Regions from separate parts of the Homo sapiens genome. Here region 2 is linked to region 1. A link is a loop called in an ENCODE intact Hi-C map of the cell type or tissue named here. Cell type or tissue: CD14-positive monocyte. All regions are shown on one strand. Each heading gives the region's core, and the rest is flanking DNA. Links, peaks and the distances in the headings are about the cores only.

What was found. A loop is a pair of places that touch in the nucleus more often than their neighbours do. Peaks named below come from ENCODE experiments on the same cell type or tissue, not always from the same donor. Only the 100,000 strongest peaks of a DNase experiment are listed, where the experiment ranks them.
Region 2: a loop joins it to region 1, with 2.2 times the contacts of the local background. A loop is called at or near these places in 2 of 110 quality-filtered maps.

The regions. Positions count from the first base shown.
Region 1 is chr3:102,024,248-102,028,651 of GRCh38, reverse strand. No RefSeq gene overlaps it. Among named protein-coding and RNA genes, the nearest start is that of RDUR, 86 kb to the right of the region's middle. In CD14-positive monocyte, for the core only: no CTCF peak of the experiment used is centred there; a DNase peak (open chromatin) is centred at 1,831; H3K4me3 peaks cover 2,054 bases; H3K27ac peaks cover 1,888 bases.
Region 2 is chr3:101,961,750-101,966,153 of GRCh38, reverse strand. All of the region lies in intron 2 of RDUR (RIG-I dependent antiviral response regulator RNA), which reads right to left. Among named protein-coding and RNA genes, the nearest start is that of RDUR, 23 kb to the right of the region's middle. In CD14-positive monocyte, for the core only: no CTCF peak of the experiment used is centred there; a DNase peak (open chromatin) is centred at 2,093; H3K4me3 peaks cover 487 bases; H3K27ac peaks cover 652 bases.

The DNA of each region.
Region 1 (4,404 bases), core at 288-4,287:
GACCTTATAGCAACATTGATTCTTCTGACATATGAACATTGTATATCTCTCCATTGTTGAGTTTTTCCCAGTAATATTTTTTAGATTTCAGTAAACAGATCTTGCTCACCTTTTATCAAATACAGCGGTATTTTCATACTTTTGAAGCTATTTTAAATGATTTTTTTCAATTTCTCATGTTCATTGTTAGTATGTACAAATACAACTGATGTTTGCATACTAATGTATCCTGCCATCTGGCTAACTCAGTTCTTATAGCTTTTTGTAGATTCCATTGGATTCTCTGCATGGAAGATTATATTGTCTATGAATAAAGATGGTTTCCTTTCTTCCTTTCCAAACTGAATGTTTTTAATTTCTTTGCTTAGTGCTTTAAATTTTTTATAATTTCTGATTTATCAGCATCCCACCGATTTCATATGTTGTAATTTCATTTTCATTCAGTTCATAGTACTTTCTTATTTCCCTTTTGAGCTCTCTTTTTTTACATTTTTTCCTACTGACTCATCAAGCTTGATCCCTTTTGATCGTTTCTTTGACCCAATGGGCAATTTAGAAGTGTCTTATTTAGTTTCCAAATATTTGAGGATTTGCCAGAAAATCATTCTGTTATTGATTTCTAATTTAATTTCATTGTAGCCAGAGAACAGACTTTGTAAAACTTTAATTCTTTTTAAATTTATTGAGATACGTTTTGTGGCCCAGAATATGATCTTTGTAAATATTCTATATACACTTGAAAGTAAATATCTATGCTGCTTTTTCGGGTGAAGTTCTGTATAAATACTTCTTAATATGAATTAAGTCATTTGATTGTTTTGTCCAAGTTTCTTATATTTTTACTGATTTTCTGTCTCTTTGTTCTATCAATTGTGGAGAGAATGATCCTGAAATATCTGATTATAACTGTGGATATGTCTATTTGTTCTTGCAGTTCTATCGGTTTTTGATTCCAGTATTTTGATGCTCTGTTATTGAGCGTATGAACATTCAGGAATGTTCTTTTCTTCTGGTAAATTGACATCATTATCAGTATAAAGTACCTTACTTTATCTCAGGATAAAATCTGAAATCTACTTTGTCTATTATTAATATAGCCACCCTAGCTTCCTTTTGACTATTGTCAATATATTTTTTTCTATCCTTTTAGTTTTGACCTTCTTGTGTCTTTACACTTAAGGTGCATTTCTCTTAACCAGCATATATATATAATGTGAAAATATCTGCCTTTTAATTGGGGTGTTTAGTCCATTTACAACTAGTGTTAACTATGGATATGGTTAGATTTAAACTTATCTTGATACTTTTTTCTATTTTTCACATATGATCTATGCTCTCTTGTTTATTTTCTGCCTTATTCTGAATTAACTGAATATTTTTATGATTCCATCTTGTCTCCTTTATTGGCAGTATTAACAATAATAATTTATTATTTTAGTATTTGCTTTACAGTTTATAGTGTACGTCTTTAACATATCACAGATTACCTTCAAGTGATAATATACAACTTACATATACCGTAAGATTGCTTAAACAGTGTAGTTTTATTTTGCCCATTTCAGCCTCTGTGTTATTTTTGTCATACATTTTACTTCTACATATGTCTATTATTTGTCTATTTATGTCAGTTTTCTCTTTGGTTTTCTGCATAATAAATTACCATAAACTTAGAGACTTAATATAACACCCATTTATTATCTCAGACTTCTGTAAGTCTGGAATGACCTCGCTGGATTTTCTGTTCAGGTTCTCACAATGTCGAAATCAAGATATCAGCCAGCTGTATTCTCATCTCGAGTGTGGGTCTTGCTGCAAGCTCATTTCTGTTATTAACAGACTATAGTTCCTTATGGTTTTAGAAATCAAGTTCCCATTTCCTAGCTGACTGTTGACCAGGGTTTACTTTCAGGTCATTGCAGCCACTCTCTGGTCCTTGCACTTGAACCTTTTTATCTACAAACAAATCAATGCACCCAGTCTTTCTTGCGGTATTCAATATTGAGGTATTCAATACCTCTGCCTTCCCCTTCTGATAACAAATGGAGGAAACTCTGTTTAAATGGACTCATATAGTTAGTCAGGTCCACCTGGGTAACCTCCCTATCTTAAACTCAGCTGTGCTGTAGAATACAACATAATCACAGGAATGATATTATCATCAGATTCAATGGTTCTGGGGATTAGGGAATGGAATCTTGGGAAACATTTCTAGAATTCTGCCTACCACCATATGTTTAATACAAACCATACACTACATTGTCATTGTTTTCTTTTAATATTTAATTTTCTTTTAAAATATTTAAATAATAAGAAAAATATCTTATGTATTTACTCATGTAGTTACCATTTCATGTTCTTCATTTCTTGTGTAGATCAATATTTCTATCTGATGTCTTTTTCCTTCTGATTGCACAAATTCCTTTCACATTTCTTGTAGTGTGACTCTGCTAATGATGAATAATTCAGACTTTTGTATGTCTAAAAATGTCCTTATTTTATCCTGTTTCTCAAGGATATTTTCACTGGGTATATAATTCTATGTGACAGTTTTTCTTTTTGGCACTTGAAGATGTTGAGTCACTGTCTCCTCACTTGCGTTGTTTCTGGTGAAAAGTCTCCTCTCATCTTTATATTTGTTCCTCTGTACATAATGTGTCTTCTTTCTCTTCATGCCTGTAAGACTTTCTCTTCATCAATATTTTTATACAGTTTAATAATCTGCTTTATGCAGTTTTCTTCAAATTGCTTGGTTTGGGGTTTCATTGTACTTCTTGGATCTGTGGGTTTATAATTCACTAAATTTGGGAAGCTTACAACATCTTTTTAAAAATACTTTTCTGTATTTTTTAAGGAACTACAGTTACAGCTATATTAAGCTACTTGAAGTTGTTCCACAGCTCACTGATTACACTATTTATTTTTTTGTTCCTTTTTCTCTGTGTTTACTTTTGAATTGTTTCTATTGCTATATCTTCAAGTTCATTATTTTTTTCTGCAATGTCCAATCTGCCATTAATCCCACCCAGTGTCGTCTCAGACATTGTGATTTTCATCTGCATTGGTTTTTGTTTTAGAGATGGAATCTTGCTTTGTCACCCAGGCTGGAGTGCCGTGGCACAATCATCGCTCTCCACTGCCTCAAACTCCTGAGCTCAAGGGACCCTCCCGCCTCAACCTCCCAAAGCACTGGGATTACAGGCATGAGCCACGGCACCTGGCCAGTTTCCATCTCTATAAGTTGGTTTGGGTCTTTTTATGTCTTCCATGTCCCTACTTATCTTATTGAACATACAACATAGTTATAATAACTGTTTAAATGACATAAGTGCTAATTCTCACATCTATACCAGTTCTGGATTGGTTTCAATTGATTGATTTTTTTTTTCATTACAGGTCATAAGTTCCTACTTCTTTGCATACCTGATAATTTTTGATGGGATGTCAGATGTTGTGATTTTACCTGTTGAATGCAGAATATTTTTGAACCTCAAAAAGATTCTTGAGCTTTGTTCTCAGATGCAATTAAAATACTTCAAAACAGTTCGATCCTTTTAGGTCTTGCTTTTAAAATTTGTTAGGCAGGATCAGAGCCATGTTTCATTTAGGGCATTATTGTTCACTGTAAAGGCAAGAACCTTTAAATAGTCTACCCAGCGTCCTGTAAATTATAACATTTTCCAGTCTAGCTAGTGGGATCAGATACTAATCCTGGCCCTGTGTGAATGCTGTGCATTATTCCATCTGTTCCTTTTGAGTGGTTATTTTTCCAGCTCTGGATAATTTCCTCAAATGTAAGTGCTGGTCAAAACTGAAATGAATACTTGACTGGGTCCCTCTGCAACTCTTCAGAGTTCAAATATATGACTTTCATTCTAAGAATTTTCTTGCCCCTGTCTAATACTTTAGCCCTATATAGTTACTAAGCCCTGAAAGCACCTACAGCAGTGTGTACAATAATTGAAACACTAGAGTGCTCTCTCTAAATAGGTGCTATATCACCTTTGCTGTGCTAAAAATGGTTATAGAACTTAAGGGTTTTTTTTAATCTTATACAACATTTTCATATAGCATTATACAGTAAAAATGAACACTACAGATGCATAATTAATTTTCTTGAAGACAGCATGCATTCAGAACTTTCTACAGTGATGATTCATCTTCATGCTGCCTTCTAGCCCACTCAGGTGATCCAAATGACTTTTCTGATGGGGCTTTCCCAGCAGGCACAAAATGAGTAGCTGGGCACATTCAGGGTCCCAGGTATTTTATATTAAATAGAACAGAAGGGTGATTTAGCTTCCTTTTTGGTAAAGTAAATAAATATGAATTAAAAATTTTGGTAAAGTGGTAAATATGAATAAAAAATTCATATTTTAAATGTGAACTTTAAATCACAAAATATAA
Region 2 (4,404 bases), core at 141-4,140, 62 kb after region 1:
GAAGATCACCCTAAAGACAGAGCATGGTATCATGGGAAATTCAAGAGCATCAGAGCTTCACAAACCCAAACCCTGGCACAGCCACTCACTAGCTTCAGGGTGACCTTGAGCAATCTTTTTTTTTTTTTTTCTAAGACAGGAAAAAGAATAATCTGAGGCAGAGGTGGGCAGATCACCTGAGGTCAGGAGTGTGAGACCAGCCCGGCCGACATGGCAAAACCCCATCTTTACTAAAAATACAAAAATTAAGCCAGGCGTGGTGTTGCACAGGCTGGAGTACAGTGGTGCAATCTCAATTCACTGCAACGTCCACCTCCCGGGTTCAAGCAATTCTCCTGCCTCAGCCTCTTGAGTAGCTGAGATTACAGGCATGCGCCACCATGCCTGGCTAATTTTTGTATTTTCAGTAGAGATGGGGTTTCACCATGTTGGCCAGGCTGGTCTTGAACTCCTGACCTCAGGTGATCCTCCCACCTCGGCCTCCCAAAGTGCTGGGATTACAGGTGTGAGCCACTGCGTCCGGACAACCTTGAGCAATCTATTTAACCTCTTTCATTTTTCACTTTCCTCTTCTGCAAAATGAGGATGACAGCAATACCTTCTTTGCTTGGTTGTTATGAAGACTGGAAAAAAAGATACACAAAGTACCTAATGCCTGGCAGAGACAGGGCCCTCAATAAATTATTATTATTATTATTATTATTATTACAATTACACAACTATTATTATTCTTCTTCTCTTAAGTGCTTTTACTTATCACCCATGACAAGTGAACAAAGAACTGTTCACCTGAACAAATAATTATGTTGGTCATGGTCTTTGCCTTCTCGGAAATGACAGACTATGGTAAATATAAAATATACCTCTTTTCGCAATCTAAGATTACCTGTCCCTGTTGTACTTTAATCTCACCACTTAATGTTGGAGAGGAATATAATGAAGAGTATGCTGTGTTCTTTGTGCACATGTTTAATCTACAATACTGGACTGGAAACTTGTGTCAGCTCAACTCTTCTACGAACAAGATGCCAAGACAAAATTAGTCATGCAGGAGATTTCTTGGGAGAAACGCCTGTGAAGGATTTGGGGAGGGGCAACCAGCATGGGCAGGGAGGGCCTTCAGAATAGGAGGGAAGGAGGAGGACTGGGTAGTAGGAGTCAGACGGCATTGCAGCACTGAGTCTGAGCCAGGCCGACCAGGAGGCCTCAAGCAAAGACTCCTCATTAGAGGAGTCCCATGCCAGCCAGAAATAGCCTGACCATGGTACCATACAACTACCACATTCAGTTACTAGCTAGAAGAATCCCCAGAAGTCTGTGACTTGTCAGCGTGAATGCAGGGGCAGAGCCAGAGGGGCCGCAGCTGGAAACTGTCAGCTAACTACCCTCCTCATGAGCTTCTCACGCAAGTGGATTTGAGCAGTGCACGCCCGCAGCCTCTAGAGAACTCCCTGAAGACAATAATTGTGTTGGTATTATTGCTTGTACCTAGTAAGTTCTCAACAATTGTTTGTCGAAAACTGAATACGTGATGGTTTTTAGCAACCAGCAGGAAGAACAACCCATTTGCTAAATCCAGGTGGATTAGGTCTCATAATTCCTGAAGAAAGAAAATGTCTTCCATCATTTGAAGTAAATGACAAGGCTCAGAAAATACTCCTGTGGCATAGCAGATCCCAGCCTCCAAACAATAAGTGGGTTGGGGGTGCTGAGGTGATGAGCTGACAGCAAAAGAAAGAAGTGTCAGGCAAAAGTGGCCTGAATTAAACCCACCATTGACTTCATTATGCACTTAATTTCACTTGTATAGACATAGCCACAGGATGAAGTAACCAACAGTGGGTATGGCCTCAAAGGTAAAAGCAAGGTGGTACAAAAACTGCTTCTGAAACAGATGACAGAGTGGAGAGAGCCTCAGGAGCTCGGGGTGGAGGGAAGATTTCAATCGTGGAGGTACACTTGCCCAAAGCAAGCACCCAGCAACTGGAAATCAGGTCACCGCAGCACTCACTGGAGGCTTGAAAAGGATAACTAACTCCAGTTTTCAAAGAATTAAAATAGCTATGGGTGAGGCAAGAGGAAGAAATGACTCACAAATCTGGAGGTAAAATGAGATCTCTGAGCTAATGATGACAAATAAAGGAGGGCAGAGAGAAGAAGCAGTGTTCTTGTCAAGTTCATTTCTCATTTTCATAATAGACAGCTATCTACTTCAATTAAAAATGATTTATTGAACACCTGCTATGCACAAAATGAAAGAAGCAAGGTTTCAAAAACATTCCCATGTCCAAGCAGCATGACTGAGCTCCTCCCAATGCCAGGTATATATGGTGGAGTCTGCAGAAATGAAGAAAATCATTCCCAGTGACTACCCTAAATCCCACCAAGGAGACAAATCCAAAAAACAATTAAAATACAATAACATAGTACATTGTGAATCATGCAGTGATAGAGGCAGGTCTAAGTGTTATGAAAACACTCTAAGTAGGGCAATCATTTAACTCATCATTAAACCAGAATGCTTTGAAAGTAGAAGGGGGCATTATCAATAATTATACTGTGACAATGGGCATAAACTGGGATTGTTCCTGGACAAACCAGGATGAATATCATCCTAGTTGTAAGGAAAAAAACTGGGGAGAGGCCAGGCATGGTAGCTAATGCCTGTAATCCCAGCACTTTAGAAGGCCAGGGTTGGGGGACTGCTTGAGCCCAGGAGTTTGAGACTAGCCTGGGCAACACGGTGAGACCCTGTCTCTATTATTTAAAAGAAATAATGTTTTTCTAAAGTGGGAAGAAAAGGATAAAGAGGAGAATTAAGGAGGAAGAAAACTGGAATTAAGAGGTCAAGTTGTTAAAGAGGAAAGGGATTAGATGGGCATGGCAGAGTAAGAAAAAGAAATAGCCCAAAGGAGTGACTAGAATTTGAAAGCTGAATCTCAAAAATAAAATCATTTGATTTTACTACTCTGAGGCTCAAGGTAGTTAAATGACAAAGCTGAGATTTGAACCCCTGCTTGTGAACTCCAAAGTCTGTATTATATAATTAGTAGCACAAGCACAATTAGTACTTAGAATGTCTAATTTCTAAGTCAGTGCTACTTTTACTGCACTCTACAGAGTAAGTGAGCTTGTACTGGGTTGAAGAGCATCCCCCAAAATTTATGTCCACATGGAACCTCAGAATGTGACCTTGTTTGGTAATAAGATCTTGAAGATGTAATCAAGTTAGGATGAGGTCATGCTGGATTAGGGTGGGCCCCAATCCAGTAACTGGTATTCTTATAAGAAGAAGAAAATGAGAACACAGACACACAATGAGAATGCCATGTGAGGAGACATAGAGACGCACAGGGAAGAATGCCCTATAAAGATGAGGGCAAAGATTGGAATAACATGTCTACAAGCCAAGATATGGCAAGGATTGCTGGCAACCACCAGAAGAAGCTAGGAAGATAGGAAGAGGCAAGAAAATATTCTGCCATTGAATCTTAGGAGGAAATATGGCCCTGCCACCTTTATTTCAGAATTCTAGCCTCCAGCTCTGTGAGACAATAAATTTCTGTTGTTTAAGACACCAAGCTTACGGTACTTCATTCCAGCAGCCCTAGTAAACTACCATAGAGCTAGAGAAAAAAAGAGCAGGAGACAGAGCAGGAAGGGTGAGACAGAAGGGAGGTTTTAGGGAGGCCAGGAGCAAAGAAAAAGGTGATGTCACCAAGACCCCAAAAACCAAAAACTGTTTCTTTGATTCCATGATGACACCTCCCCTTATCTCCAACCTTACCATTCTCACCACTACTCTCTCTTTTAAGGATCCCATAACATTGTTGGTCAGTTATACCCAAGTAAAAAGAAAACTGTAGTGAAAGCAAAGAAAGAGTTGACATGAGCTGCTGATAGGAATTAAACCCACACCACTGTGGATGTCAGCTATGAACAATGACTCACAGCTTTAACTAGGAAAGTTGATTTTGATAAATTGAGGATAGCTATGGTAATCTCTAATCACTAAAATAGTAAGACGGTGTGTAAGTATCAAGCTGATAGGAGGAGAAGTTGAATAATGAAAACATTAGATGAATATAAAACCAAAAGTTAAGAAAGAACAAAAGGGGAGCGAAGAAAACAAAGATTATCAGTGATTGCATCAAATAGAAATGAAATAAATGATTCAATTAAAAGAGAAATTATTGTATTATTAAAAAAAAAACAAAACATGCTATATACTTACTAGAGACATGTCTAAAATAAGAGGATATAGAAAGGTTGGAAATAAAAAGATAGAAAAAGATATGTCAAGCAAACACTAAAACATAAAACTATCTGTGATTCTCTCTGATACAGACCTCAGACAAATATTTAGGAACACATAGTGTATTCATTCATTTTCTGTTGCTTATA